5 separate regions of the Homo sapiens genome follow, and regions 1, 2, 4 and 5 are each linked to region 3. The links are chromatin loops, found by intact Hi-C in ENCODE. Cell type or tissue: endothelial cell of umbilical vein. All regions are shown on one strand. Each heading gives the region's core, and the rest is flanking DNA. Links, peaks and the distances in the headings are about the cores only.

Region 1 (6,260 bases), core at 921-4,920, 290 kb after region 3:
GCATGGATTCTTATACAGTATAGAGATACACAATTCAAAAACCTCTTTGCTTTCCAATTCATATGTTAGTTTCCATTTACATGTTGCTAAAAACAACTGGAGATTCCATTCCCTTCAAAAGACACAATTTCAAAAAAAACGCTCTAAAAAGTTTAGACCCGTCAAATTTACCAGTAGACTTTAATTTCCTATAAAGAAAGCAGTACTAGTTTTCAAATCTAAAAGAAAAAGCTCTCTACAGACTTACATTTGTTCTAAATATTTCCAAAAGTTTTGATTTTTCATAGTTAGATTATACTGTTATTCAGCAGAAATTTTTTATCTTCTCCAAAGGCTGCCTATTTCTTCATGAGATTCAGAATTAAAATAATAAAGTGGCAATACCCTAATCGTCCAGTGCACTCAGGAGCTGCACTAATACAAATGAGCTCATTTCAAAAGTAGGGTGTGTGCGAGTGTGCGCGTGCGTGTGAGTGTGCGCGTGTGCGCGTGCACAAGCACGCCCTTACAGGAGTATGGGGTGTGGGGTGTGACAACATAGATCTAATCTTTCTGGAGTAAGAATTCAAATGCAAATTTAAAACAATACTTGCAAATTAATGTTCAGTAAGAGATGAAGAAATGCTTTGCAAATAGTGAAATGGGAGGCAATCAAGGTAAAACCCCAATATGGCTTGTCCTGAGTTGCTTTAAAGGATGCAAAAAAAAGTGGCTTACATGTCTAAAAATTACTTAAACCTCCACTTCCTTCTACAAATTTCAGTTAATACAGAATAAGGGCATTTTATACTTGCCACTGTATTACAACGCAAGTGGCATAATAAATAAGTCCTAACTTTGTATCACGAACAAGCTAATGTAATAATGTACACACATCCTGTACTTGCTTCCCTCACGATTATCATAGCTAGGTAACAGCTGGCAATAAAATATGGAGGCAAGTTGAAGGCCCTGAATCATTTTCATAGTAAAAGGACAGCGGGGCAAGAAAAGAGCACATTCAAGTCAAGAGCTCAATGGGTTCCCACAACCCAGCTCTGCTATGCCTCAGTTCACGCTACTATTTTTACTACAAATCACCAAACAACAATACTATTACTAAGTGAATGCACCCGAACCAAAGAAACAGCCTATCCATAAACGTGCTGGCTTCCTTCACGTCCCAGCGCACCCTTCCACTCCCGACAGTTCAATGAGAATATCATCTCACGAAATGAGTAAGCACACACGCCATTCTACAACTTCGAGAGACATTCACAGTTCTTCCACGGCACACGCGAGAGCCACAGAAGCCGAGCAGTTCGCTGGCACTAAAACGGTGTCTTAATTTACAAGCAAAGCCGTCAAATAACCGTTCTGTAAGAAGACATTTCTGGTCCTCTAATAAGCTGGGGTCCAGCCCTACTGTACGCTCAAAGGCAGGCGACCCTATTCCCAAGCCCCTTACAGCTAAGACTTACGAGGGAAGCGACATTTACATCTGCACTCTCTCCGAATAAGTGCTCTTGGTATTCTGCCTTACGAGGGGACGCTGGCTACGTCTCCAAAACTTAGGCAGGCCGTTCCCCGAAGCTGGGGGATCCCACAGGACTTGTGCTTTCGGAGCCCGGGAGTGCGGTGCTGGGTGTTGGGGGAGGGGGGAGGAAGAAGTCAAATGGCTTCCTAATATATCATCAAAAGAAGAAAACACAGGTTTGGGACCAGGAAAAGTTCCAGGAGCAAGTCGCTGACAAACAAAAGCTGCACTCGCCCGGCCGCTTTCTTCTCGCCCCCAGCCCGCGCCCCGAGACCACCTGGCCCGGGCGTTTTGACAGCTCCGAGAGTTTCCCGAGCGCCGACGGCTCGGCGGTTCGCCCGGAGTCCGTCCGGGGACTACCTGGGCGCGCTCCGGGCTTGTTTTCTCAATGATCCAGCTAGGCCAAGACGCGGCTACGAGAAATTTCTCCAAAAGAAGAGTCGCGGAGAAGACCCAGTGAAAAGGCCCGACTGAAAAGTAAAGTGTGCGGAGCCGGGCGCCGGCGGGAGCCCGGGCGGGCGGCGCGGAGCGGGGGAGGCCGGGCGCGGGCGGCTACCGAGGGGCGCGGGGCCGGGGCCGGGAGCCGCCACCGCCCGCGGGCCCGCCCCGCCCCCACCCCGCCGGGGGGCGCCGGGGCGCGGAGGCCGCGGGGCGGGCGCCCGGTGACAGCTCCGGCCCGGCGCCGCCGCTGGCTCCCGGCCTGGCTCCCTCGCACTCAACTTACTTCTTTCTGGCTCTCTGGAAAGGGGAAGCGCCATCTTTGCGAGGCCGGCCCCGAGGTCTTTTGTCTGCGGCTGCGGGGCTCGGGGCCGGGGCTCCAGGCTCCTCGGGGGGTGGTGGCGGCGGCTGCGGCTGCTCCACGCTCTTGTCCTCCTCCGACGACATCCTAGTCACCAGGAAAGACACATGGATCCCGGTCCTCCTCCTGGGGGGCTCCCGCCGCCGCGGCCGCCGCCGCCGCCGCTGCTGCTCGGGTTCCTCCTCCCCGGCTCAGCCTCTCGCATTTCCCGCAGCCCCGGGAGCAGCAGCAGGTACCGGGAGAGGCGGCAACATGGAGCGAGCAGGACACGCACTCACACACATCGGCGCGGGCGCGCGCACCTCCGCGCGCAGGGGCCGGGCGGGGGGCGGCGGGCGGGGCGGGCGGTGCGGGGCGGGCGGGGCCGGCGGGTGCGGGCGGGCGGGGCAGCCGGGCGGGCGGGCGGCGTGAGGGGCGCCGGCCCCCGGGGTCTCCGCCCGCGGCCCCTCCCCCGAGCCGCCCGCGGCAGGAGGAGAAAGGGGCCCGGCGCGGGGAGGGCCGGCCGCGGGGCCCGGCGGGGGCGGCGAGGGGGTCGCGCCCCCGGCCGGCCGCCCCTCCCCCGCGCGTCAGGCCCGTCAGGCCCGGGCGGCGGCGGCGGCGAAGTTTTGACAGCTGCTCCAGTGGCGGCGCTGGGCGCCGGGCCGCGGCTCGCTCCTCACACTCGCTCTCTCACACACGCTCGCTCGCTCTCCCGGAGCAGGGGAGGAGGAAGTTTTGCGGGTGTGCTTGGACCCCACACACACGCCGCGCGACCGTGGCCGTCGCGCGAGGCCCGCGCCGGGGATCCCCCGGGGCGACCCGCACCACAGACCTCTCCAACTCGCAGCCGTCGCGCCCACACACCGCCGCCTCGACGGCCCCCGCCCGCTCCCCCACACTCGGCCCCTCGCCCGCCCCCCGCGCGCCGCCGCTGCCACTCACGGGCCTCGCTCCGCGCATGCGCCGCTCCCGCCGCCCGCGGACGCGCCGCCGCCGCTGACCTCACCGCCCCTCCCCCTCCCCCCCGGGTTCCCTCCCCCTGTGACGCGGCGGCCGGGCCCAGCCGCGACTCCGGCTCCGGCTCCGGCTCCGGCTCGGGAGGTAGCCAAGCTGTGGACCCAGAGATCCGGGATCGGGATCGGGGAACTGCGGGCGAGGGCGGGAGGGAGCCGCGGACACACGCCGAGGCGGCCGCGGTCGCCCGGCGCAGCCCGGCGCGAGGAGCAAATGTGCGCCCGCACGGCGAGGGCAGCCCGGGCTTCGCTGGTTCTCGCCGAGGTCTTTCCTCGTAGCGCCCACACTACGGGGAGGAAAAGGAATGGAGTCAACTTCGTTCGAATCCAACGCCAGTTAGTTTCCTTATTATAACGTCATTTTTTTTAATCCAGAAAAGGTTCATAAGGATGTAAGACGAAAAGAACGATGACAGCTCGAGAAATAAAACGGTTAGAGACAAAATAAGCCAATAAAAACCCAACCACTTGATTTTAACGTTCAGTGTGTTGTGATGAAGAGGCAAAAATCGAAGTACTTCTAAGCCACCTCTCATAATATGTAAAAATGGTAAAAAGAAAAATGGGGCTAGAATCCGCCTGAAAAATGCACTTTCTCAAGAAGGACAGTTACAAATATGGGATTCTGGATTTCTCAGGCTAATACCTAACACTTGGACGATGATCTATTCTGTGCTTTCCATTCACTATCGATTAGTTTATGAGAGTGAAAAAATTCTAGATTTGAATGGGGGGAAATAGTAAGACCTATCAACCATTTGTGAAGGATTGGGGTAAACTATCATTTAATAAGCATCTACTTTGGGCCTAGCGTTAAGAGGCACACTCTCATGTTGATTTCTTTTGATCTTCGCAGTGTAGTTTTAGTGTAAGGTAAAAAAAAATAGGCTCCTTTTCCAGCGATGTTTGCTTTCCCTTCTAGTAGCTAGGATGTTAACTTTAAACTGTGTCTTCTACTTGGGCAAAATACACACACTTTGATTCCCAGAGCCTATTCTAAATGAAAGCATAATTTTTTGAAATGGCTGAAATGAGGAATAACGTCAGATAGTCATTTGAATACCTTCAGGGTTTAATCCCTGCTGGCTCTTTCAAATTTACTAAATTTATAACCAAAGGAAATTTGGGATTGAGGAGGAGGCTGGCATGGTAAATGCAAACTAGAAATTAAAAGTGCCTGACGATTACACATAGAAATACAACATATATGTGACTAGTGATAAACATATGATGTGATCTAGTGAAAGTTTACTCAGTACAAATTTGAAAGCACCCTTTCTTTTTTCATTTTCTTCAGCACATTGTACTTTAAATAAAGTGTGCTTTCAAAACTGGATTATTGATCCAAATATTTAGCTGTGTTCCGTACTGAAATTAGAATAGGCACTTCCACGGTGAGTTTCACATGTACAAAATTATACATCAGGATAATTTACTTCCATACGCTTCTCCAGCACTTCTGAGAACTTAAGTGTCAGTGGATACAAATTGCAAGTCACTCCTGCTGGAGAGTTCACAAGAAACAAAGGGTACTAAGAGCAGAAAAGTGAGCCGAGTGAATGGAAGGGTAGAAACAGAGGTTTGTGCAGGGATGCTTCTGGATAGATGATGATGCAGGTAAGTAAACTCAGCCTGAAATCTCCATTCCTTTGGCCACTATGAGCAGGGAGTTGGGATCTGTTTTAAGAGAGCTGATAGCAGTCTCCTTGGCATGAAGTTATCATGAACAGAGCAAATCAAATATAACCCAGGATGCTGAGGAAGGATTCAAGGAATACTTATTCAACATAAATAAAGGTTTTCCAGAGGTTTTTCCGTCTCAGTCATCCAAATTACACAGCTCTGAGACCACAGTAGCAAAAATCTAGGAGGCAGGGAGCTGAGGTCCTTCAAAATTATGAAAGCAAAAAGGCAGGAGCATCTGGAAACAGTACCAAATACAACAGAAAAATATTAGAATGTGTACTTTCTAATAAGTATACATGTTAAATATGGGATTTTAAATTTAGGTAGATGTGTACTAACCTGTTAACCAATCATCTGCAAAGGGGTGAATTACAAGGGACTTTTACTGTCTAAAATATTTGAATATTTCAAAGCACATGTAGTAATCATCTAATCATATATATATATATATATATGTAGTTTTTAATGGGGAGGGAATGAGCATTGTTATCTTTGACAAAGAAAAACCAACATCTCAGAAAAATATAGGCAAGGAAGATTCTCAAAGCATCTAGCAAACAAGTGACAGTGAATAAAAATTCATAGTCCAATATTCATTCTTACTAATTGAAGGCCTATAACATGTGATTGTCTTTATTTAGAATGCACAGGTTCACTACTAAATGTTGTCTCTCTTGTTTTCCCATAAATTCCTCAGGGCTTTTTAGGAACCAAACTTTCACTGTTATAGAAGGACCACTGAAAGCTTAAATTTTAGATCTTAGAATTTTTGTGTTCATATTGTTATTATTAAAGTTGCACTGTAGGCTGGGCACTGTGGCTCATGCCTGTAATCCTAGCACTTTGGAAGGCCAAGGCGGGTGGATCACTTGAGCTCAGGAGTTCGAGACCAGCCTGGGCAACATAGTGAGACCTCCGTCTCTACAAAAAAATACCAAAGAAAATTAACCAGGCCTGGCTGGGCGCGGTGGCTCACACCTGTAATCCCAGCACTTTGGGAGGCCAAGGCAGGCGGATCATGAGGTCAGGAGATCGAGACCATTCTGGCTAACAAGGTGAAACCCTGTCTCTACTAAAAAAGCAAAAAATTAGCCGGGCGTGCTGGCAGGCACCTGTAGTCCCAGCTACTCGGGAGGCTGAGGCAGGAGAATGGCGTGTACCCGGGAGACGGAGCTTGCAGTGAGCTGAGATCGCGCCACTGCACTCCAGCCTGGGTGACGGAGTGAGACTCCGTCTCAAAAAAAAAAAAAAGAAAAAAAAATTAACC
Region 2 (6,260 bases), core at 713-4,712, 680 kb after region 3:
AAGCTCCCTTGCCACTCCAAATCTGTTAGAAATGTAAGTCAGAATTGAGCCCCTTCATAGTGGCTCACATCTATAATCCTAGGGCTTTGGGAGGCTGAGGCTGGAGCATTGCTTGAGGCCAGGGTTCGAAACTAGCCCAGGTGATATAGCGAGATCTCGTCTCTATTTCAAAAAAGAAAAAAAAAAAAAGAATTGAGCCTTTTGTTATTGACGCCCAGGGTCCACTCCAGTGAGTCTGAGTCCTCCCTATTTCCGCCAGGATTGCTGAGCAACACTGCCACGGAGGGGCTTTCCTGACCCTCATGCTGGGCCTTCAACTCTCCACACGGGCTGTTGGGGTTCCAATTTGGACCCTGAAATCTGGGCTGATGTGCTCGATGTGACTGTGTGTCTCCCCCCTGTGAAGGCTGGGAGTAAAAGAGACTGTTCATAGCCTCCGAGTCAGCTGCCCTGGCCCTGCTGTGTGGGGTAGCCCTGTTAGTTCTCACCTCACTTCTCTCTTTGAAGGAACAGATCCTGAAAGGCGTGGTTTAGAGCTCCCCCCGCTTCCCCTTACTGCCATGGCCTTCTGTGGTTGTGAACAGGCCTGAGGGAGTGTGTAACGTGAGCACACCACCCTTGCAGCATGAATCCTGAACCTTAAGGTTAAGCCTGTTACTCTGCACCCAACTCAATGGAAACATTTCCTAGCAAGCATTTGAGTTAAGTAAGCTGAGATGCTGTAGGATGTTGACCAGGCCTGTGAGGAGAACTGAATGCCTTTGTCTCCAGTCTTGGTAGATTTGAGGTTGTAATCAGCTGACCCTGTTTCTCTGTGTCATCAAAGAACACAGGGTTGTGTAGCACTTCTTGCCTGTCAGTCTTCTTAAAATTCCGCTAGAGTATATCCAAGATACCCAGAAGATGGCATTAGAATATGTTTCAGGGATGCTAAGAAACTTTAAACTTAATACCACGAGAGCGTCTTTGGAGGTCCTTGAGAGAGCCATTCCTTCCACGGTGTGCTCAGCGCCAGCTGGGCGGCCCACCTCGTGCTTCCCGTAGGCAGCAAGTATCTGGGGGTCACCTGCTGCTATGCGGAGGCCAGCTCTAAGGACACATATCAACACAAAGGTGTCCAAGAACATTCATCTTACCAGATACCCAGGAAACACTTCGCATCCCTCAGGCTGCCTGTCGGTGCAGGGCGGGAATCGTTAGCGACTTCTCTCGCAGCAGCAGCAGCATCCTGGCGGCTTCAGTCCTCCCACCTGACTCTGCTTTTCCTTTCTTCCCCGGGACCTATCACTTTATAACCTACCATGTCATTTACTTATTATGGTTGCTTATTGTTTTCTGACTCCCAGCTAGAGTGTAATCTTGGCAGGGATCTGTGTGTTTCGCTACCTTGTGTATCCCAAGTGCCTAGACAATAAATCTGTGTTGATTGAGGGACTTAGAATACCCAGTCAACAAGGTACACTGTCTCTAGGCAAAGAGATGGTGTCAGTGGAGCTGATGACAGTGCTGTGGCCAGCTCCACACCAGATTAACAACCAGCAGGTTGACAGTGGCCACCCGGCTTGTGGCGTGCTGGGACCCAAATGGGACCCAAAGAAGCCGCTGCAGTCAGGTTTAGGGTGTAGACAGTGCCGCACTCGGTAGTTGAGCTTGCAGCACGGGTCCGCTGGTCCAGTGTGGACCACAGTGAGGTGCCAGAGCAGGCCATAGGAGGCATCTGAGAGGAACAAGGCAAGACGAGGTGCTTTCTAGACACCTGTAGACATCATTTCAGATATGATAGCGATAGAATTGGATAGACCAAGGCTGAGATTAATAGCTGAGTTGCAGAGAAAGCAGACTTACCTGTCCGAAGTCCAAGTGTAACCATGTCTAACATGAAAGACGATGGAATGTGAGGCTTGATGCATATCCACACTAGAGTTACGGTGGGGGCGGTTCTGATCCCAGGGTGTGTTTGCTCATGGGCTTCCTGGTTATTTGTCTGAGGGCAGAGACACTGGGCAGTTGTTAATGCCTGGCAACATCTTTGTGTGTGTATGCAGGAGAAATACTGTTACATTTGCCCCGATATAGTCAAGGAATTTGCCAAGTATGATGTGGATCCCCGGAAGTGGATCAAACAGTACACGGGTATCAATGCGATCAACCAGAAGAAGTTTGTTATAGACGTTGGTTACGAAAGATTCCTGGGACCTGAAATATTCTTTCACCCGGAGGTGAGATGTTTCCTTTTTTGTGTGCTCAAGTGTGGGATGGAGCGATACTGCCACCCAGAGTGTAGAAAGAGCAGTTCCCAGCGAAGGGCCTGTGAGCAGGGTGGCCGTCATTCGGTCTCTCTGCATCCCCTGTGCAGTTTGTCTGCTTGACAGATTGTTCAGTTTGCCTCTCCGTAGAGCTGGTTATCTGTTTTAATAGTTAAGGATGGGTTATACCACAAATAGGAAGACTTTTAGGAGCAATAGATGACAATAGAATTAAAAGTAATCTCCAAGGGTTGTGGGTGGTCACATGCCAGCATTACAAGTAGCTACTCTCAAGGCCTATATGGAGGTTGCCTGTGCATAAGAGTGGGATAATATGTAACCTTTCTATCTTTGGTGATTGCCCTTCCTAACTTCTAATTTTAACCCTGGACAGTTGGTCCTGCTCTATTCCCTGCTGCAAGTTAGGTAAAGCTTCTGTCTAAGGCCAGCATTTCTATTATTTAGATAATCTTAAGAATTAGAAATGTCATCATTTTAACTAGTAGTCATAAGGAATTATTAGTGCTTTTGCAGAAAGCAGTAATTAAGAGGCACATTTTAAGATTTACATATAATGCATTTTATTTATATTTTGGTATATATTCCTGGCTAATTCAGTTTATATTCAGTAGGTGGGTTACAAACTGCTGTTTGTTTTTAGATGTGTATATGACTATTTTGTACAGAGAAACAGCATAGAATGTGTTCCTCGCTAGTAATCTGAATAATAAAATAATAATGATAATCTAGTGAATGCTCACTTTTAATATGTTGATTTGAAATGGACATAGAACAGTCAAATGTCCAGTGAACAGCTGGTGAGCAACTGAATATCCTCCTCCTTCCTCTGAGAGTGCACATTCAAGCTTACTTTGATTTTTTAAAATATTTCAAATGAAATGTAATTGAGTTGAATTTGTTATACTTTAGCTTATTTAACTTATGGAATTGAATCTATGGCTGTTTATTCAATAACATGATTATCATGTGGATTGTTTCATGTTAAACAAACCCTTCTCATTAAACAAAACACTTCCCTGCATCTTCTAGACCAGGTTTAATTAATCTTTCATTGAACCTATTTCTTTTTCCTTATATACTAATTTTCTCATAATACGAATATTGTCAAATGATATGTCAAAGTCATGTTTCTCACTGCGTGTCACATAGATCGTGCACATACTCTCCACTGCTCTTAGTAGACTGAATCACTGTGTATTCATGGGGTGGGGGTGGTCTGTCTGTGATGTTGTTGGTATTTTTTCTTCACTAAATCCATACATTTTACCTCATGAGGAGAAATGTGTCATCACCGCTCCACGCACTTGTAGTCACATGGGATTCATTTGACATATCCTTCATTCCAATGTGAATTCTTTTAAGTTATAATAAATTGTATATTTGTTAAAGTTACTTTAAAGAAGTGTGCATGTTGTTCTATTTGAGAGAAATGTGTAATGTTTCTTTTATATTGATACACAATTCAGTTTGCCAACCCAGACTTTATGGAGTCCATCTCAGATGTTGTTGATGAAGTAATACAGAACTGCCCCATCGATGTGCGGCGCCCGCTGTATAAGGTATGAGCTGCCTGGGTAAGGTACTTTGATTTCATTCCACAATTAAAGGCCCATAATTCTTAGAAGACGGTATTACTGTCTATTACTAGTAAATATCCCTGTTTCACCTTCTGTTTCATAGGATTTGTTAAAGACAATATAATTGTAAGAGAAAATGGAAATATGACTCAGTTAACTAGAATTTTTATTTTATTTTATTTTATTTTGGAGACGGACTCTTGCTCTGTCACCCGGGCTGGAGTGCAGTGGTGCGATCTCAGCTCACTATAACCTCCACCTCCTGGGTTCAAGCAATTCTCCTGCCTCAGCCTCCTGAGTAGCTGGGACTACAGGTGCACGCCACCACACCCAGCGAATTTTTTTTTTTGTATTTCAGTAGAGACGGTGTTTCACCATGTTGCCCAGGCTGGTCTCGAACTCCTGAGCTCAGGCAATCCACCCGCCTTGGCCTCCCAAAGTGCTGGGATTACAGACATGAGCCACCATGCCCGGCCAACTGGAAGTATTTCAGTATTGTAAATATATTTTATTATTATCTGACAAGATATATTTTAAGGTGGACAGTTTTAGCCACAAATATCGATGGAAAGTAAGAGCGGTGCCCTCCCCCATGCTTTCCGTGAATTCCATTGGTTTCGTTTCATGCATATTTGGGTTTGGTGCCAATGTGGTGTCATCACATAGAAGTTAGAGCCCAAAATGGGACAGTCAGATAGAATATGCTCATGTATTATTATGATTTTTTTCAAAATTCTTAGATTTCAGGGAATTTTGAAACCTGGAATGAGGAAAATCTAGTCTATATGATTATTGAGTAAAAAGAAATCCTACTGACAGCCCGAGATGGTGAGCAGGAGGTGATGGGCAATTAGCCTTCCTGCACCTTTAATCAGTCTTTGCTTGAGTGAGTCGCGCCGTCAGCTCAGTGGCATGACTCACTCGCCTTACTCAGACTCAGGTCGCTGAATTGTACAGAGAAGAGAATCAGGCTCAACTGACAGCACTCAGCATTGCGTCACCTGTGCCGTGGAATACTATGTAGCTTTTTAAAAGAATGAGGTAAATCAATATAAATTCAGATGAAAAGATAGCTATAGTATATATTAAGTGAAAAAGGAACTTGTAAAATTTACATATATTTCATTTTATATAAAATATATAGTTTGCGTATTTTTTGAATTATGTATGCTAAACTCTTAAAGTAAATAAAATATCTTTGGGGTGGAATGATGGATAACTTTTACTTTCTCCATTTTGTGTTTTAAAGTTGTTTGAAATTTTACTGTTAAGATTTTTTTATAATTAAAATTTTTTTCTGTTTAGATAACTTTTGAGGGTGTAAACAAATTACAGTTCAGTTTTTGCTGCATATTCTTAAACACTTGTCTAATACAAAGTACAAAGAAAGGGGAACTAGAAAGAGACTGGAGTATGCAAATGAAGAAAGCTAGCGGGTCATGTCCTTCCCACTTCAATCCCACCTGACATTAGCTGTGTCTCCTCATCAGTGAAAGCAGCAGCAGGGAACACTGTTCAATCTTAATCCCATCATAAAGCAGAGGAAACTGCCAGCAGTTACAGATTGCTCCTCACGGGGTGGGAATTTTCTTGTTTGACAGTTTAGCTCCCTGGACTTTATAGAAGTTTTGGAGCAGAGATGGTCTTGGAGACCATGTAGATGGAGCCCCTTATTTAGTAGATAATGACACTGAGCCCCAGAGTTGGGAAAAGGTGGCGAAAGGCGCCTGGGTTATGTGCTAGGTGAGATCATGTGGCTGCCAAGTGGCACGGTTGGCTTTTAAGCCCGTTTCCCGCATCTTTGAAAACTCATGCTTTTCCCACTGTATCACACTGAAAATTATGTAAAATGCGGAGGGAAGAGGATTCTTCTTTTTGTTGCCCGTGCTGGAGTGCAGTGGCGTGATCACAGCTCACTGCAGCCTCGACCTCTCGGGCTCAAGCGATCCTCCTGCTTCAGTCTCCCAAGTAGCTACAGGAACATGCCACCATAGCCGGCAAGATTATTCTTCAAAGAGGGAAACCCTGTCCCTGACCACTTTGTCACTAGGATAATCATTTCTTCTCTGTGGCTTTCAGAAGGGTGTAGCTTGGCCCTGGCTGTCAAGTTTGTGCAGAATAAATCCTGTCTTCCCTCAGCCGTCTTGGTTTTTTTGAACAGGACCTCTCCAGTGTTATGAGTGCCTTGCAAGTGATAGAGAATTCACGTAGGATTGAGAGGTGGAAGGATTGAATGTCCTGGGGCTGGCCATGCTTTCTCGTTTGTCACATAGCTGAACTCTATACCCCGTTGTGGGAAAGGAGAGACACAAAGGAGGTCACCTCCTTTGCCACCTAAGTTAGAGTAGACCAGAATATGTTATGATAAAAATTAATCCAAAATCTCAGTGTTCAGCAGCAAAGGTTTATTTCTTTG
Region 3 (6,260 bases), core at 1,137-5,136:
ATTCACCCACAGAATCCGAGAGAGGCTCAACAGAGAGGGGCAACAGCAGAGAAAACACAGATACTCCACTCATAATGTAAAAACAAAATATCAAACAAGATCAAGAGCAGAAAGGGCTCGTAGCTAATCTCTAAAAATAGACAAGAAAGATTAGCAGATAAAGTAGAGGAAGTCTCAGAAAGAACAGAGAGACAAGGAAACAAAGAACAGAAGGGGAGAAAGGATATAAGACAGAAATTACTCTCTGACATGCATGAGAATCATCCAGGAGGCCCCACCTCCAGAGCTGGATTCAGTGAGGCTGGGCTGGGGCCCCCGAACCTGCACATCCTAACAAGCTCCCAGGTGACACTGCTGCTTCTAGTCTCAGGTCCACACTGTGAGATCCTGAATCTCAGGGGTTTTAGTGCAAACACAGAGGAAACAGAGGGGCAGAACTTGCAAAAGAATGAATACAAAACACATTTCTCAGACGGAAGGTCACGATGCTCCAGGTTGAAAGGGCTCATCAAGGGAGGAAAGCAATCAACAAAAAGACCTCCACTGAGGTGTAGTTCTGTGAAATGTCCAAATATCAATAAAGAGAAGATCCTACAAACTTCTAGTGAGGAGTAAAAGGGTTCCAACAAAGGAACAAGAATCTGAATGAGTATAGACAAAGGAACGCTGATCCAGTTTATAGGGTAAAGATACTTTGCTGGCTGCTGAGAGGGAACTGGATGGGAGGAGACAGCCAGGCCTGCAGTGGTACAGGCAAGTGATATGTGGCTCAAGATAGGGCTGGTAAACCTAAGAGTGGATCTGAGAGAATTTTTAGGAGAAAACAGAACTCGATGATGCTTTAGGTTTAATCTGGCAGTACTGAGGCCAATGTACACAAACGGTAACATCACTCAGCAAGGAGCTTGTAGGATGGCGGGGTTTAGGAGCTGGACAAGTTTGACAAAGTAAGAGCTTTGTAATTCCATTCTGAGACATCCAAGGAGAAAAATGCTGAACAGGCATTTGGATATTTGGGTCTGCAGCTCAGGAAGTATGGACTATAGGTGTAAACTTAAATGCTTAGCCTATACACGGCCTTACTTGTAAGATAGTCCACAGTCTACCAAAAAACATGCACTGATTTCATGAAACGGTAGCTTCCAAAAGATAAGGTAACTTCCAAAATTGGTGTACCTTTGGAAAATATTTTCATTTGTATTTCTCTCAAGTGCTTGAAACAGCTCTACTGAGCACTCCACAAATCCAGTGTGTGCAAATTACAATGCTACCTGCCTCCCAGGAGCTCTCAACAAGATGCAAAGATGTGGATTCCACTGGTCTGCTTTCCCTTTGGGGAAGCCAATCACCAAGTCCCAAGACTACATATTAAATCCCTAGTGTTACCAAGGGACAGGATTTGATACGATTTTGAAAACACGTTTCTGTCCCTGCAGCTATGTGAAATCATTTTCACATACTGGACATCAATAGCTTCAGATTGCTAGACTCCACCCTGTCTCTCCACTTCCTGTACACAAAGTATTTCTTCACCTGAATCCGAGACCGTGCCAGATACACATTGGATTTCCATTCAGTTTTCATCTTCCGGTACTGCGATGACTTGGAGTGAACAAACTGTTTACTATAAGGTGCGTTCAGTTCTCCAGTGACTGTGCTCTGAAATGACTTTGAGGTGCTGGTGCTGTTTAAGGTGTGAGGCCTGCAGACAATGGCATATCAACAGGAAAAAAATACAAGGAAAACTGAAGATACCTCTGAGTAATGCCCAAAACCAGGTTAATTCAGATTCTTACTGACAGAAACATACATGGAAAGCTGCCTAGCAGAGACACACGGCGAGTTCTCTTATGTAGTTGGGCACATACACAGCCAGACAGCAGGGTTTGTAAGCAGCAGACAAATCAAGCACAGGAAACCACTAATACGCCTAGAAACCCTGGGCTGTACTATGTGAAGTTAAAACAAAATACCTTAACACAAACCTCTTGACATGGGCACTCATTTTAGGTTCAGAACGGGCACAACCTGTGGGGTTAACGGCAAGAGGAAGTTCCATGAGAGGATTTCGGCCGTATCGGAAGGTATAATTTTCACATGCCTCAACCCCAGGAAGCTGAAAAGAAGCAAAGCAGACACAAAGTCACCCCATCTGATGGAGACTACAGACAATCTCAAGCTGGTCAAAGGATGGCCCACGACAGAAATAACTCATCAGCGTTTTCCCCGATAATAAAATGGTCTTCTAGCTTATGTTAACACTATTGGCCTGCAGGTAGATCTACTTAAATATGAGTATGCAAATTCAGTTTCAAAGCCAAACTTAGGTAAACCCTGCCAAATGCTCCTTGAAGAAAAAGATTAGCCCATGCAACAAACACTGGCTGACCAATATACACGCTTGTGTGATTTCAGGGCCTGACTGAAACACACAATACCCACAAACACAGGGCATGTAATGATTCGCATTGAGTTCTTTCCCCTGTATTAATGCCAACTTTTATATCTCTGTCTGGAATTTTACAATTAAAAACAGTTAAAAAATCATCTATATGGTTTCTTTCTTGATCGTTTCTCACTCCTTTCAATTTGACTCTGATGTGATGAGGTTATCGCTCTCCATGTCCTGGGAGCATAAAGCATAGGTGTTAACTCAAGCTTTACTCAAAGTCATTTACATGTTAAAGGTCTTTTCTGGAATACATTGCTTGTGAAATTTATTTCTCTGTAGTCATAAAAGATAAGTATCATTTAGGCAGGGCGATTCCAAAGAAAACAATTAGGCACATTACTCAGTGGCTTTTGGGGTTTCCTCTGCCTGTCCAAAGAAAACACACCAATGATATTTTTATTCTTGAAAACAATGCCTTAGAATCATACAATTTTCTAAAACTATTGTGTAGATATGGTTCAGTTAGACTCACTGACAAACAGGCTTGTAATCTTTTAAGCAAAGAAATGTCAAGAGAGGACAGAAATCAGTGCTGCTGCGATCTACTGCCCTCTAGTGACTTCATCCTAGGAAGAGGGCAGGAGAGTGGCCATAAATACCCAAGTGTCAGGAAATGGGCACACTGACATTCTGAGGTGGGAGAAACTTCAGAAAGGCAAGGGAAGAGGAGAGTGTCCTCACCCATCCAGCACACCCAGAAGATGTGACAAGCCTGGTGTCCTTCACCCCTGCTTGCCTCCAGCCTGGAAGAGAACCTGAAGTTGGTTAACTACCTCAACTGGGTGAATACCAACACGGCTGAGCTCTCCCGATTAATCACCAATGCCTTATTCCTCTAAGAGAAACGGGTTAATGCACAGGCTCAGTCACTTTCTGAAGAGTGCCACAAATGTTACAGCATGTGTTCAAGTGGTCACACTGAATCAGGAAAGCAATTCCAATCTCAAAGCCTGACCAAGACACTCACTGATTCCGCTATGCGTGCCACTGCAGAGACGGTCAGGCCAAACAGATCCTCTCCTTTTAAATACGCTGGGAAAAGCTGGAGCATTTCAGACTTTTTTCTCACACATGCCACAGGCTCCAAAATCTTATCCCAGACACCTACACAGGGACAAAAACATAATTTTTATAGGAAATAGGATACAGTATAAAAAACAAGAGCAAAATGAAGAATAACCACTCACAAGGATTTACTAATTTCCAAATAAATCCTGTTGGGCAATAATCTAATAAATCTGTTTGGTAATAATCTAATGAACCTGTTTATTAAATGGCAGCAATTTTTTTTAAAGACCTAAATTTTGGGGAAAATAATAGATTAAGGACATTAAAGTGAAAAAACTTAATGTAACTGAAATTCATGCAAACAGTTCATTTACTTTCATAGTGGCCATATAACATACCAGATTTTAAAATGATTAGTCTAATTGGTAATGTCTATAGCTATGTTCCTTTCCCCTCAGATTTAAATTAAAATGTTAAATTGATATTTTCTTTGGAATTATCTTTAGAGTATTTTCAGACTTTTTTTTTTTAAGTGCTAAACTTAAGAAAGCAGCTCCACATACTTTTGTTTGTGTACTTTCTACATAAGCAAAAGTGACAATCTAGACTTAACCATGGAGGTCCAAACTAAGTGTTTAATTTCCATCTCTAAACTTACGTAATATCTGATGTTCCTATACATTGTCTTATGACAATGTATACAGTATGATTTAGATGTCATTCCTGCCTTCTAGAAACTGACTTTAAGAAAAAGGGGGTCCCTGCCAGGTACGGTGGCTCACACCTGTAATCCCAGCACTTTGGGTGGCTGAGGCAGGTGGATCACCTGAGGTCAGGAGTTTGAGCCCAGCCTGGCCAACATGCTGAAACCCTAAAATACTAAAAATACAAAATTAAAAACTACTAAAAATATAAAAATTAGCCGGGCATGGTAGCGCAAGCCTGTAATCCCAGCTACTCGGGAGGCTGAGGCAGGAGAATCACTTGAACCCAGGAGGCGGAGGTTGCAGGGAACTGAGATCGCGCCATTGCAGTCCAGCCTGTGCAACAAAAGAGAAACTCCGTCTCAAAAAAAAAAAAAAAAAAAAAGAAAAAGAAAAAGAAAAAGGAGGTCCCCAATGCAAATGACAGGCAACCTTTATCTACAAATCATTCTCGGATTTACCTCACCAACTCGTATGTTCAAAGATATATTGATTATGAAAGTGTTTAGACAACTGTATAGCAAAGAGAGCAAGGTGTGAGAACACAAACATTGGCATTTGTAAATGAAAAATACACATTATAAAATATAAAACTAACATGAGACAAACATGGAAAATTGACAAAATACATTCATTAGCCTGACATCAGAGTAAGTAGCACTGCACAGCATGTGAACGGCAGACGTTACCTTTAGGTGAGATGTCACTTAGAACCAGGTCTTCATGGCCTTGTTCCACAATCCTGATGACAAACACTGGGCGCCCATCCTTCTCCTCAATGGAGCACAGGTAGCGGCAGCGCCTATTGGCATAGCGAGTGCTCCAGTACAGCCGGCTGGCTTCATAGCCCACAGGGAAGAGTGCTTTAGGAGAATGGAATGCTTGCATCTGCTGTGGAAGCAGCTGACCAATTGTGTGGAAGATGAGGCTACCCACGCGAAAGGTATGGTCCCGTTCTCCTCGTTGCACGATGCTAGCAATCTGTCGCACCTCATCACGCTGAACATAGACCCTCCTGAAGACTGCAAAGTAACTTAATTCTTGCTCATGAATTCCCTTTGGTTTGTGCATGGGGCAAAGCATAGTTTTGTCCTTAAAAAACATGCATTGTGCTTTAATGGCGCAAGTGAAGTGATAAATGTTGGTGCATCGAAATCTGTGGCATCCACTAGTGGCACCCGTCTTGTGACAGAAGACACATTTCATTTGTAGGCCTCTCCTCAGAGCTAGCTCCACATTTATTAAGGCACCAGCCTGAGTCTCATAGACCTCCGTGGACCACAGAGCGCAGTTCAAGTGGACCCACAGATCCAAGTCAAGGTTGAGTAGCCTTGCTGGTCCATCTGTCAATCCATCACCTTCTTCATGACAAAAGCAACATTTCCGATAGTCTTTGGGCACAGGATCAGGTTTAAGGGAAGTGCCCAATTTCTTTAGAAATTCATCTATTTCATCCTCACAAGGTGGTTTAAATGTCCCCTTAGGGATTACAATATGAATGCTCCACTTCTTCCATTTCATTCCTCTCCATTTTTTATTGAGCGGCCTGCAATCTTCAAACCCACCATGGACAGCTCTTAGCCGAGGCTTCAGCTTGACTGTCACCTTCAGCTCATCTGGCTTGGCCTCGACTTGGGCTGCTTCAAAAGCAGGAGGGAAGGCGATGGGTGGTGAGGCAGGGGGAGAAGCTTTCTCTGGGAGCTGGGGGAGACAGTGCACATCCAAAGTGGAGATGTTGTTGCTGTACTGATGAAATGCTTTGGAAGGCGTTTCTCTCATAGGTGATTGTGGCAATGAAGGAATGGATTCCTGGGCAACATAAAGAAACCATGACAAAGAAAAATAATTCACAAGCCCGGAAAGCAATTCTTGTTAAGACAAGAAGCTGAGCAGTATGACTGAAGAGGATGGGTGACCTGAGGGGCAGAGGGAGAGTCAGCAGTAAGTGCTGGGGGCTCATGCACCGCAGAAGCTGACCATGCTCTAAGGTGCACAGGGATAGAGAGCGGGTGATGGCAGCTGTGCCGCGTCCTTTCGAGGCCTTTTCCACAAAGCCATAATTCTGGAGAATATTCTGCTCTTACACTTTCTGGGAC
Region 4 (6,260 bases), core at 1,097-5,096, 780 kb before region 3:
ATATTAATGCTACTAAAATTGTAAACCAAAGCAATGTTAATAAAAGTACACTCTAAATGAAATTTTTTATTTTTATAATTTTTTTTTTTTCTTTAGAGACAGAGTCTCTATGTTGTTCAGGCTGGTCTCAAACTCTTGGGTTCAAGTGATTTTCCTGCCTCGGCCTCCCAAAGTGCTGAGATTACAGGTGTGAGCCACCACACCCAGCCTTCTAAATGCAATTTATACCAGGCTTTAAGAAACCACTTTGCCCCAAGCAAATGATCAGGTTTAAATATAGTTTTATATATAATAATAAGTGTTGATTTCTCAAAACTAAAAGGATGACATGTACCCCTCTAATATGAGACCTCTGCTTTGGGTTTTTTGTGTGTTTGTTCATTTTGTTGGTTTTCTTCTCTCTCTTTTTTTTTTTTTTGGCTGCACAAATAAATACTCACTCCTGGGTCAAACTTGAGATAAGTGCATATTGATTTTATTTTTAACTGACATGAGGCCATTTCTGCCCACGCTCTTGATGCTTAGTAAAACATGAACGAGCCTGTTAAAGCAACATGCAGGAGATGGAGAAGTTCGGCCACATGCCCATTGCTTTCCTGCGAGTGGCAGGAGAGTCTTCTGTCACTGGGACCAGAATGTGCCTAGAGGCAGGAAATCTCAACACGACTGTGAGATCAGACCACAATCCACAAAGCGCTGCTGTTTCTCTCAAAGGCAGGTTCTCAGGCTGAGCCGTAGATTTGGAGAAAGCACCCCTCACCCAGCTCCACATCTGTGTGTCTGCGTGCACACGTGTGTAAAACATGGTGTATGTGTTCTCAAACATTCACGAAATTAGAAATGTTGAGAGAGATGAAAATAAATATAAAAATACTGCTGTGATACATTTTTCTTGCCGCACCCACAACTGGACTGTGTACATGGGCCCTCTTTAGGAGACTACTGTTTTAAAGAGTAAATGACAAAATTAAAGTCCTTTTTTTTTTATTCCATGCATATTTTGATAGGCAGGACAGGAAGCTTGAGGCCATGTGGATTTTGTAGTTTTATACAAGAGCATTCTTATTTTTAGTAGAACACCAATGAACATAAAGAGAGAAAACCTTGTTCATATACAATGTGTGGTTCCAAATGTTCTTATTGAAGACTTGAGACCTAGATTGGCATTAGGAATTTTTAATGTAATCATAACTTAAAATTAGTCACCTTGATGGCTGTCTTTGTCAGTGCTCCTCCTGGAGCACACTGACTTCTGTTGCTGTCTTTCTTCCCTTTGCTGCGCCTGGGTTCAGCCTGCTGCCACGAATACGGAGTCAAATTTTGCCTGCACACAGGCCCTCAGAAATCAGCTGGGCCGTTAGAGCCTGGTGCTTTCTGGATTGTTTTTCCCCCAGCTTGAATATGATTGAACATGAATGCCTTGTCAGAGCCGTCATCAGCTGAGGCATTCATAGTACGTAGGGATTTTTTTGGTGTCTTTAAAGAAGTGGTGTTCAGCCCTGGCTGTACACTAGAATCAGCTGGGGAGACTCTGGCAGTATAACCACCAGGCCCAACCCCCAGAAATTTCTGTTATGTTTGGTCTGGGTGGGATCAATGATTCTTAAAGAAAGAAAGAAAGAAAGAAAGAACGTTGCTCTGGCCCAGGTGATGCTGATTTGCAGTCAGGATTGGAAGTCACAGCTTTAAAGCATGGTCTTCCCCGTATTTGCTGAGGGCCTCTGAAACAGTGGCCCTGGGTTCTGCTTCCTATCAAGGGGCTGCATGTGTGTCCTGGGGCAAGTGGTGGTAAGCTTTGATTCCTAAGCCCTGATTTCTGATTTCTCTTTCTTTCCCCCATTAGAAGGATGAGATTATAAACACAGCTCCCTTCCTAAACATTAGGATCTCTCTTTTAGAGCAGTCAGCCTTTGAATATATACCAAGAACGGGGAAAGAATTCCAGTCATTCACAAAAAGGTTTCAAATGCTAAAAATGTTTCAAATGCTGCTTGGCAGTGATGTCACTGTCCTTCTCTTTCCAGTGAGTGTTGCAGAGAGCTGCTGGACACAGTGGATAACTACGCCGTCCTCCAGCTGGATATAGTGTGGTGTTACTTCCGCCTGGAACAGCTGGAATGCCTTGATGATGCAGAAAAAAAATTAAACTTGGCCCAGAAATGCTTTAAAAATTGTTACGGAGAAAATCATCAGAGACTGGTCCACATAAAAGTATGTTCCTGGAATTCATCTTATGTCTCGTTGAGTCCATTTCTAGCATTTGTGTTTATTCCTGTTAAAGTATTTGAACTACTGCCAGAAGGTAATTTCATTTTGATAGTAGTATGCAGTATAGTCTTTTTAAACTATATATTTATAAAGTGTTCAATGTTTTACAAATCTGGCTGTCTCTCTTACTTAGCGTGTGAGCATTTAGCCCAAAGGAACATGGTTTGCTAGTCATAGAACCCCATCAGTGATCACCCTGACCAGGAGAGAGCTGCTGACTTCTTTATATCGGTAGAGTCTAATTTGCAAGATGTAAATGCAGAAAATAGACATTTCAGCAGTAATGGTTTACGTGAATGAGTCACAGCTCAAGAGCTGTGGCTCGAGTAAGGATTTTTCTGATTTCCCCAAGTCATCAAAATCCTGCTGATGCAGACTCTCTGATACCTGGTTTGGATTTCTGCATACTTCTCTGCTGACCAGAAGGGCCACTGTGCTGCATGTCTGGAGGCTGGTGCCCTGACACTGACTCTCCTGTGTGGCATGAGGAATGTTATCATACCACAGGGGATGGGGAAGAGGGGGCTTCACTTTTGCCGTCAGTCATAGTGAAGCCATGGACATTTTAATACCTATCATGTTGCCCCTCTGGAGACCAAGGGAATGACAGAGATGAGTATTATAGACCTGTAATTAGAAATAAGGCAATTTTATCCTTTTTTTCTTCAATAATTTTAGGGAAATTGTGGGAAAGAGAAGGTACTGTTTCTAAGACTCTACTTACTTCAAGGGATCCGAAACTATCACAGTGGAAATGATGTAGAGGCTTATGAGTATCTTAACAAGGTAAGAAAAGTAAAGTTGTAACCAATTTTCACCTCCTTTTAAAAAACATTCCCAGAAGTTAAGGATTTTAACTTAGTAGTTTGTGACTTGTGAGAAACATGCCTGTGCTTTCTCCGTGCACAGGAGATGTTGAACCAGAAACATATTTGTATATGTTAGAGTACAGCCAGATGCTGTAATGAGACTTCAAAAAGACAGTGACTTTAATTGGATAGAAGTTTATGGCTCACTCATCTTGCCGTCTAGAGGTGAGCCAGGCCGGAGCAGTGAGCAGCCCGCCAGCCTCAGCGAGGCGTCCTAGGTTGCTCCTGTCAGTGCCTCTTCCAGCCAGCAGAGGGGGCAAGAGAGAGTCCAGAGCAGGCCACTGGAGAGATGACCCCGCAGCTGCACCCAGCGCTGTGGCTGCATGCCATTGACTTCGACTTCACTACCTGGCTACACCCAGCTGCAAGGGAGGGTGAGAAATGCCACGTGCACAGCTGAAATTCGGGGGCTTTTGTTGCAAAAACAAAGTGGTTACCAGTCACTTCTGCAACACCCAGCCTCTTACCTCGTGTTGTGCTGTGGCTAAGTTATGTGAGTAGAGGTAGTGTTGGTCTGTTTCCATTTGTACTTGTTAATAACAGGCCTAGTTTAGAGATTTTATCCAAAATCTGATGCCTTTTAATTCACATTGGATACAATCTAATTTCTTTTAGGCTTTCACTTTGTATTAAGCTTTAAGTATTGCCGTGGTTACATGATTCTTACATTTCCCTGTCTCTAGGCACGTCAGCTCTTTAAAGAGCTATATATTGATCCATCAAAAGTGGACAATTTGTTGCAGTTGGGGTTTACTGCCCAGGAAGCCCGGCTTGGCCTGAGGGCGTGTGATGGGAACGTGGATCATGCGGCCACTCATATTACCAACCGCAGAGAGGTACCCACTTTCACATGCCCTAGCTCTCTTGGGTATGAAAGAACAAAAAAAGATAATCCCACAGGAGTGTTAATAACCAGGAACTCTTTATTACTCCAGATTGGGAAGGAAGGAGAAACTTGTCCTTTTTTTTTTCTTGAGACAGAGTCTCACTTTGTCATCCAGGCTGGAGTGCAGTGGCACGATCTTGGCTCACTGCAAGCTCCGCCTCCCGGGTTCAAGCAATTCTCGTGCCTCAGCCTCCTGAGTAGCTGGGATTACAGGTGTGTGCCACCACACCTGGCTAATTTTTGTATTTTTAGTAAAGATGGGGTTTCACCATGTTGGCCAGGCTGTTCTCAAACTCCTGACCTCAAGTGATGCGCCCACCTCAGTTTCCCAAAGTCCTGGGATTACAGGTGTGAGCCACCGCGCCTGGCCGAAACTTGTCTTTTTCAATTGGATCATTTTTCACATGCTGCAGTCTCCTTAGTTTTGTTTCCTGCTGTGGTGGCAAACGGTCCCCTCTCTCTCTTTCTTTAACACCATAGTGTATTTCTGGAAGTCATTTTAAAAACAAAATTGTTTTTTCATGAGGTCATTATTAAAGTTGGGGATTGCATCCTTGCCTAGAAACATAAGTCAAATCATAGAAACAAGTTGTATTATATTATGAAAGCACAGGTTAAAAAACTATAATCATTTGAAACAATTAAGTACATTAAAGAAAACCTTAGAATTTTGGAGTTGGAAGCATCCTTATTCTATCCAATATGTTCTGCAGTGAAAGAACTGAGGTCTAGAGGGCGGTCATGGTGGAATATTAGCAGGAGAGCCATTTTTCTTCTTGCCAAAACAAGAAGTTGGTACTAGATTATCTCACAGGTCCTTTCTAGCTGTAAACTCCAGCCATAGAAGTCTCTAGAATCTTCACATGTATGTTACCTCGTTTCCCTTTTTGCTAAACACTAGGATAATCCTGAAGGAAAAAAGCAGCCTCAGGGGTATTTGGATGGGAGCAGGAAAGCCCCGTGGTTGTTTGCCTACCTGATGCCAGAGAGGGAGTGGATTCGTGGGTTCATTCCGTGGTGAGCAGTCACAGGGTTTCTCCTTTTACAACACCAGCTGTGGTCATTACCTTTCTCTCTTGCCTAGTCCAATCGTGGTCCTTTGGGTCTTGCTATAGAAGTCAATGAGTAGGTAAAGGCAGAGACTTTGAAAAGCTGAGTTCTTTTTTTTTTTTTTATTCCAGAGTCTCACTCTGTCACCCAGGCTGGAGTGCAGTGGCGTGATCACTGCAACCTCTGCCTCCCAGGTTCAAGTGATTCTTCTGCCTTAGCCTTCTAAGTAGCTGGAATTACAGGTGCCCACCACCACGCCCAGCTTTACTTTTTGTATTTTTAGTAGAGATGGGGTTTTACCAATTTGGCCAGGCTGGTCTCGAACTCCTGACCTCAAGTGATCCTCCCGCCTTGGCCTCCCAAAGTGCTGGGATCACAGGTGTGAGCCACTGCGACCAGCTGAAAAGTTGAGTTCTGTGTGTTTGAGTTTTACATGGTCTAATTCAGTACTAACAGAAAAATGAACATTGCTGATACTGATTTATTGCTTTACTATTACTCCACTACCAGTAAGAATTTATTATTTTTATTTTTATTTATTTTTTCCTTTAATTTTATTTTATTATTATTATACTTTTAAGTTTTAGGGTACATGTGCACAATGTGCAGGTTAGTTACATATGTATACATGTGCCATGCTGGTGCGCTGCACCCATTAACTCGTCATTTAGCATTAGGTATATCTCCTAAAGCTATCCCTCCCCCCTCCCCCCACCCCACAACAGTCCCCAGAGTGTGATGTCCCCCTTCCTGTGTCCACGTGTTCTCATTGTTCAATTCCCACCTGTGAGTGAGAATATGCGGTGTTTGGTTTTTTGTTCTTGCGATAGTTTACTGAGAATGAAGTAAGATTTTATTAGCATCTGGAAAGCTAGTGTTTTAAAATGAGATCATTTGGAAAACAGTTCTCATCACTGTATAAGACTATAGTTCATAAAACATTGTCACACTCATGTCATTCACTTCTGCCTGTGACCAGCCGAGAGGCCACAGGACAGGTACTTCTCATCTTACACATGGGAAGAGCTGTTGCTCAGAGGTGGTCTTTTAAAGTATAGTGGAGTCATATCACTTGTACATTTCTGAAGTTAAAAGCCCTTGGAGAAAATGCAAATAAAAAAACCAGTGTATATAGTGCAGTTGATCCTTCTCCCTCTTCCACCCAACAGATGTTGTTAGTTACGATG
Region 5 (6,260 bases), core at 1,085-5,084, 560 kb after region 3:
CTGTAATCCCAGCACTTTGGGAGACCGAGGTGGGTGGATCACTTGAGATCGGGAGTTCAAGACCAGCCTGGCCAACATGGTGAAATCCCGTCTCTACTAAATATACAAAAATTAGCCAGGCATGGTGGCGGGTGCCTGTCATCCCAGATACTCAGGAGACTGAGTCAGGAGAATCGCTTGAACCTGGGAGATGGAGGTTGTAGCGAGCCGAGATCGTGCCACTGCACTCCAGCCTGAGCAACAGAGCAAGTCTCCATCTCAAAATAATAATAATAATCAATAAATTAGGCTTTCTTCCTCAGAGTTATGCAAGTGTAGCTACTTCAAGATTTGTATTTATCAAAGAATTTGTGCTTTGACATAAAGATCAAGACACAAAATTGCAGGAGATATTTCAGGACAGGTGGAATTTCCTAACTTCTTAAAATGCATGAGCAAGGGTGTTACATATGGTGAACCCCAGTTTCTCTTCAAAGAACCAGTATGTCAGTATGTTCAGCTCTCTTATTCTTTGATTCTCCATTTTAAAGTTTAACTTCCTGGTTCTCTTAGCCCCCTTCCTTCTAGTTTCAGTAAACAACTTTCCCACCAGTCCTAACCAGTAGTTCACAGCGGTCCCCTGATCACCTGCTTTAACCTAAGTCACCTTTAGTTACCTGTTCCTAACCATCCTTCCTGCCAAAGTACTCACCCTGCCACTCCAGCTCGTATTCCTGTTCTCTTTAAAATAGCCAATCAGAATTAGCTTAGACTGTGTGGTCCAACCCTAGCCAATATGGGAATGACACAGCAGTAGGGGCTACTTGTGTCAGGAATAAGAACTCCTGCCCCTCCCCTGTTCAGGTGTGCTCTTGCCATTGTTCCATCTACAAGAAGCACCCTTTCTGCAGAAAGTAAAAATTGCCTTGCTGAGAAAATTAAATTTATGTTCGAGTGCTATATCTTTGTGGCACTGAGGAATAAGCATTTTGCATTTCTAGCAAAGGGTAAAAAACACTGTATTTGAATCAGAAGACTTGGGATTGTGTCCCAGATTTGCCTCTTTTAGTTTTTAATGTATTTGAACTGCAGTTTCCTCATAATGTCATCATCATCATTAACTATTTAGTGAGCATTTACTATATGCCAGTCACTGTACTAAGTGCTTTACAGAGATGATCTATGTAATCTACACATCAACTCTATGAGGTTCATGCCTTTATTAACCTTGTTTTACAGATGAGAAACAGGCTCAGAGGGGTTAACCAGCTTGCCCATGGACACTCAACCCTGAGAGAGAGTTGAAATTCATATGCAAATAGCCTGAGCCTTGCCTCTCCCATTCCAGAGGTAATTCTGGTATACTTTTTTGTAAAGTTCCTTCTTGTTTGTACATCCTTCAATCTATTCTACCTTACACAGTCAGCCAGGTCTTCTTTCAAGATACTTCTCAGATGATTCTCTTCTAAAAACCATAACTAGCTTTTGATTTGCATATGTGAAACTTCACATTTTCTAACCTGGCATTCAAGATATTTTATAATGTGCTCCAATTCATCTTTGGAGACACAGCTCCTAGAGATTTACCTGCTGCCAATTGAACTTAGTGAAAAGCCTCTCAGGTGTCACCTGTCCCCTCACTCTTTTTTTTTTTTTTGAGACGGAGTCTTGCTCTGTCTTGCCCAGGCTGGAGTGCAGTGGCGTAATCTTGGCTCGCTGTAGCCTCTGCCTCGGGGTTTCAAGCGATTCTCCAGTCTCAGCCTCCCGAGTAGCTGGGACTACAGGCGTGAGCCACCACACCCGGCTAATTTTGTATTTTTAGTAGAGACAAGGTTTCACCATGTTGGCCAGGCTGGTCTCAAACTCCTGACCTCGGCTTCCAAAAGTGCTAGGATTACAGATGTGAGCCACCACACTTGGTATTTTTTTGTTTTTTGTTTTTGTTTTTGTTTTTTAAGCAGAGTTTCGTTCTTGTCTCCCAGACTGGAGTGCAGTGGCATGATCTCGGTTCACTGCAACCTCTGCCTCCCGGGTTCAAGCAATTCTCCTGCCTCAGCCTCCTGAGTAGCTGGGATTACAGGCACCTGCCACCATGCCTGGCTAATTTTTGTATTTTTAGTAGAGATGGGGTTTCACCATATTGGCCAGGCTGGTCTCAAACTCCTGATCTCAGGTGATCCGCCTGCCTCAGTCTCCCAAAGTGCTGGGATGACAGGTGTGAGCCACCGCCACCGGCCAGGTGTCACCCTTTTGTGAAACCAGATTATTCCTGTCCACAGGGATCTCTGCCTACCTAAATGGAAATCCTAAGGCAAGGACAGTGAAATTATTGTATTTCCCTAAATGTAACATTACATATAGTTATTTGTGTGCATGAATTATCTCCTTTATTATCCTATAAGATGATAGAGACCAATGTATAGAAAGCTATGTATAGCTCTTTCCAAACCCATTTTGGGAGCTCAGGGAGTATTTCCAAAAGACATAGATTGCCGGCTTTTCCCAGAAATGGGACCTGCAGGGAGGTGTGGCCCCTGAGGGGGTGGAATCGCTGAAGCTCGGGCAGATAGCAGTGGAAGCTAGACTATTACTAGCTTCTTTCAGTATCACTTCTACTTTGCTTTGCTAACAAAAGAAAGCTGTTAAGCCTCCGGCCATAGGAATCAAATGGAAATGTCCCTCCCTTCTAGGCAAAGCTAGTGCCCTGGGCTTCGTTGCATTGCAAGTTTACTGGAAAAAAAAATTTGAGCTTTTATTCAGTATTTATACAGTCATTCCCTAGAATCTCCTTCATCCGGTCTTAAAACTAGAATTTGACACAGTGGGTTTAGGTTGAATGGTTTAGGCAACCAAATTAATCATGGCAGTCAAAAGTCCCTTTGCATTTTTCTTTTACAGTCCTCCCATAAAGTTAATATATTTAAATGGTTGTGAGATAGACAATTAAGCATGGCCCTTTACCTTTTTACAGTAAGGGATCACAGCAAGTGGGACGGAGAGAGAGAAAAAGAAATTCCTTGACGTGTGTCCTTGCAAACAGACAACTAGCCAACGCTGCCTCCTAGTGTCTAAGGTAGACACTGCCTGAGGGATTTGGATGTGAAGCTGTGGTTTGTTGGAGGGGAGGTTTTGCAGTATATATGAATATCTATTAACTGGCCAGCACAAGCAATGGATTAAAAAGTTTAATCACTGTGGGGCGTGGTGGCTCACGCCTGTAATCCCAGCACTTTGGAGGCAGAGGTGGGTGGATCACCTGAGGTCAGGAGTTCGAGACCAGCCTGACCAACATAGCGAAACCCCATCTCTACTAAAAATACAAAAATTAGCCGGGTGTGGTGACGGACACCTATAATCCCAGTTACTTGGGAGGCTGAGGAAGGAGAATCACTTGAACCTGGGAGGCAGAGGTTGCAGTGAGCCGAGATCGCGCCATTGCGCTCCAGCCTGGGCAACAAGAGGGAAACTCTCTCAAAAAAAAAAAAAAAAGTGTAATCATAAAATGGATCCCAAGCAAGGAACTTTTGACTTTTTGTGACCAGATTCAAACCAGGTCTACACACTCACACGCCTTCATGAGCCTGGCAGGTGGACGTGACATCCCGGGAGTGGTAAAGGCATGCCCCGCATGAAGGTGCTCAGTTTCCTCAATGTTTAAAACTTCGTGTGAGCCCAGAAACATTTCTGAGGACCACATCACTAGGGCACAAGTTTACATTTAAAGGATTTTAAATAGGAGAAAAGAGATTTTCTTTCTCTTGGAGCTTCTTTTTAACTCTAAGAAGTTGCCAAACCTACTGAACTCTGCTACTGAGTTTGCGAACATGAGATACTTGTTTTCCCCAGTGTGTGCCACAGCACAATAGGTGACACAGGCTCTCGTAACCTCCGCTGGCGTTGTGGGTATGTGACCCATACAAACGGGCCCCACGCTTAGGAGTCCCACACTTGGTTCAAGACTTCAGTTGCTATCTTGAAATTCTGAATGCTTTCTGACCAGGGGACATGCATCTTCATTTTGCACAGGGAACTGTGAATTATGTGGCAGGTCTTGGATGTAATAGAATTTGCTACCTTTGCTTCTGTTCTCTTCTGCCTATTTCCTGCCCATCGTCTATGTTTTTGGTTTGGTGCTATGCCCTAAACCTTACCCAGAAAAAAGAGTCTTGGCAATGGTAACAGAAATCTGCCCCATCTTTTGCCTCCCAACTCCAGAGGAGTTTGTGTCCTCTTTTGATTTTATTTTTTTATTTTTTATTATTTTTAATACAGGGTCTGGCTCTGTCACCCAGCCTGGAATGCAATAGCGCAATGATGGTTCACTGCAGCCTTGACTCCTGGACTCAAGAAATCCTCTTGCCTCAGCCTCCTAGATAACTGGGACTACAGGTGCACGCCACCGTGCCTGGCTAATTTTTTATTTTTGTGGAGACAGGGTCTCACTATGTTACGCAGGCTGGTCTTGTACTTCTGGGCTCAAGCAATCCTCCCCACTTGGTTTCCCAAAGTGCTGGGGTTAAGTCATGAGCCACTGCACCCCAGCCGCGTGTCCTCTGTTGAAGTGCACCTGCCAGGGTCACCACACAGTGACGATAGCAAGGCCTGTGCATCCTCACGGTTTGTTTTGTCATCACTTAGTGGCTCCTTTCCAGTTACCATGTTTATACCAGCACTATCTTTTTTTTTTCTTTGAGGCAGAGTCTCCCTCTGTTGCCCAGGCTGGAGTGCAGTGGCATGATCTCGGCTCACTGCAACCTCCGCCTCCCTGGTTCAAGCGTTTCTCCTGCTTCAGCCTCCCAAGTAGCTGGGACTACAGGTGTGTGCCACCGCGCCCAGCCAATTTTTGTATTTTTTGGTAGAGACAGGATTTCACCATGTTGGCCAGGCTGGTCTCGAATTCCTGACCTCAAGTGATTCGCCTTATAATCACTTGTGTGCTCGTCTGATGTGATGGCATGGTAAGAAAATGAGACTGGGCCGAGCGTGGTAGCTACTGCCTGTAATCCCAGCACTTTGGGAGGCCGAGGTGGGCGGATCACCTGAGGTCAGGAGTTCGAGACCAGCCTGGCCAACATGGTGAAACCCTGTCTCTACTAAAAATACAAAATATTAGCCGGGCGTAGTGGCAGGCGCCTGTAATCCCAGCTACTTGGGAAGCTGAGACAGGAGAATCACTTGAACCCAGGAGGCAGAGGTTGCAGTGAGCCGAGATCACGCTGTTGCATTCCAGCCTGGACAACAAGAGCAAAACTGTCTCAGAAAAAAAAAAAAAAAGAAAAGAAAAGAAAAGAAAATGAGACTGGTTTCCAGAAGCCATTCAATAGAATCAGCCTCAGGTTTTCTTCTTTGTATATAGTCACATGAACTAGCTGATTAGACATCTGCCGTTGGGAGACAGTTTGAGGGGCATTACCAACACTTTTGCAGACCAATAATGAACATTCCCAGTGACCCAGAACAAACTCCCAGTAACCCAGAAACCACTTTTCAGTGACTGCAAGAAGAAAAGCTCTACCGTAAAAAGCAGAAAGCTTTCTAAATGACCATAGAATCACCTTTGGAAAAGTTGCCTTAGGGCCAATTTTAGAAGTAGACAGGTTCTCAGTATTAGGGCCTTAATGACACAATTACCACCACCCTCCTTATTTAGTCAGATTCATTAAGCTCTTGGTTTCCATGAACTAAATCCAGCCCTTTTGTTGGTAGTTGAGGTAATAAATGGTAAATGGCACCTTTCTCTAGCACCCATTTGATTAGTTTAAAATGACCTCATACTAGTGTCACAGACTAGTGTGACTCAGCCTGATGTCATCAACTCCTCTTAAATGACTGCTAATTCCCCATGGCAATCAGCACCTTCCCAAAAGCTTCAGCAGAGAAGAGTCTTAAAAGCCTTTTGTTCTAACTTCTTTTTTTTGGACATCGTACAATAGGCTTTAGCCTTGGGTTAATTGTCTCTGTGGACATAGTAAGTCTTTAATGTTTAGTGTCTTGCATGCGAACAACTTGTTGAGAATAAGCCACCCCTTCGGTTCCAGTTTTTAGTAAAAGCTGTCTTCTAATAAGACTGAATGGAATAAAAAAATCAAAATCCAAGAACCAGTTTACTCTGTTAGAGAATGTTAGTCAGTGTTCCAGTTCATGAATTATTAATAATAACACCTGACATTTGTCTTGTTCTTCTCCCTTCATCAAAGCACTTTCTCATTTATTATCTCATTTGACCTTGCCGTGCACCTTTCAGACAATGGGGAAGGCACTGTCACAGCAGGGACTAGCGA

The links. Hi-C counts contacts between places; a loop is a spot of excess contacts. Peaks named below come from ENCODE experiments on the same cell type or tissue, not always from the same donor. Only the 100,000 strongest peaks of a DNase experiment are listed, where the experiment ranks them.
Region 1: a loop joins it to region 3, with 3 times the contacts of the local background. A loop is called at or near these places in 2 of 110 quality-filtered maps.
Region 2: a loop joins it to region 3, with 29 times the contacts of the local background. A loop is called at or near these places in 3 of 110 quality-filtered maps.
Region 4: it touches region 3 in a loop (7-fold over the local background); 2 of 110 quality-filtered maps call a loop at or near these places.
Region 5: a loop joins it to region 3, with 8 times the contacts of the local background. A loop is called at or near these places in 8 of 110 quality-filtered maps.

The regions. Positions count from the first base shown.
Region 1 is chr7:152,433,386-152,439,645 of GRCh38, forward strand. It overlaps KMT2C (lysine methyltransferase 2C), which reads right to left and starts at 2,618. Exons shown (of 59, transcript NM_170606.3): 1 at 2,241-2,618. The coding sequence starts at 2,401. It also overlaps the pseudogene FABP5P3. RefSeq lists enhancers at 685-734, 1,045-1,114, 1,585-1,634, 1,675-1,904 and silencers at 2,385-2,444, 2,825-2,874, 2,965-3,254, 3,295-3,634. In endothelial cell of umbilical vein, for the core only: no CTCF peak of the experiment used is centred there; DNase peaks (open chromatin) are centred at 1,436 and 3,396; H3K4me3 peaks cover 2,858 bases; H3K27ac peaks cover 2,545 bases.
Region 2 is chr7:152,821,297-152,827,556 of GRCh38, forward strand. It overlaps ACTR3B (actin related protein 3B), which reads left to right. Exons shown (of 12, transcript NM_020445.6): 8 at 2,046-2,219; 9 at 3,734-3,826. Among named protein-coding and RNA genes, the nearest start is that of ACTR3B, 65 kb to the left of the region's middle. In endothelial cell of umbilical vein, for the core only: CTCF peaks have their summits at 2,270 and 2,471; no DNase peak of the experiment used is centred there.
Region 3 is chr7:152,143,180-152,149,439 of GRCh38, forward strand. KMT2C (lysine methyltransferase 2C) reads right to left here. Exons shown (of 59, transcript NM_170606.3): 52 at 4,854-5,973; 53 at 3,420-3,556; 54 at 1,974-2,116; 55 at 1,534-1,702. Among named protein-coding and RNA genes, the nearest start is that of GALNT11, 120 kb to the left of the region's middle. In endothelial cell of umbilical vein, for the core only: a CTCF peak has its summit at 3,002 (motif pointing left); a DNase peak (open chromatin) is centred at 2,752; H3K27ac peaks cover 793 bases.
Region 4 is chr7:151,364,915-151,371,174 of GRCh38, forward strand. It overlaps NUB1 (negative regulator of ubiquitin like proteins 1), which reads left to right. Exons shown (of 15, transcript NM_001243351.2): 9 at 2,025-2,211; 10 at 2,947-3,054; 11 at 3,821-3,973. It also overlaps a transcript of WDR86 not described here. Among named protein-coding and RNA genes, the nearest start is that of NUB1, 26 kb to the left of the region's middle. In endothelial cell of umbilical vein, for the core only: a CTCF peak has its summit at 3,389 (motif pointing right); a DNase peak (open chromatin) is centred at 3,387.
Region 5 is chr7:152,704,084-152,710,343 of GRCh38, forward strand. No RefSeq gene overlaps it. Among named protein-coding and RNA genes, the nearest start is that of XRCC2, 31 kb to the left of the region's middle. RefSeq lists a silencer at 2,441-2,617 and an enhancer at 2,910-2,989. In endothelial cell of umbilical vein, for the core only: a CTCF peak has its summit at 3,049 (motif pointing left); a DNase peak (open chromatin) is centred at 3,038.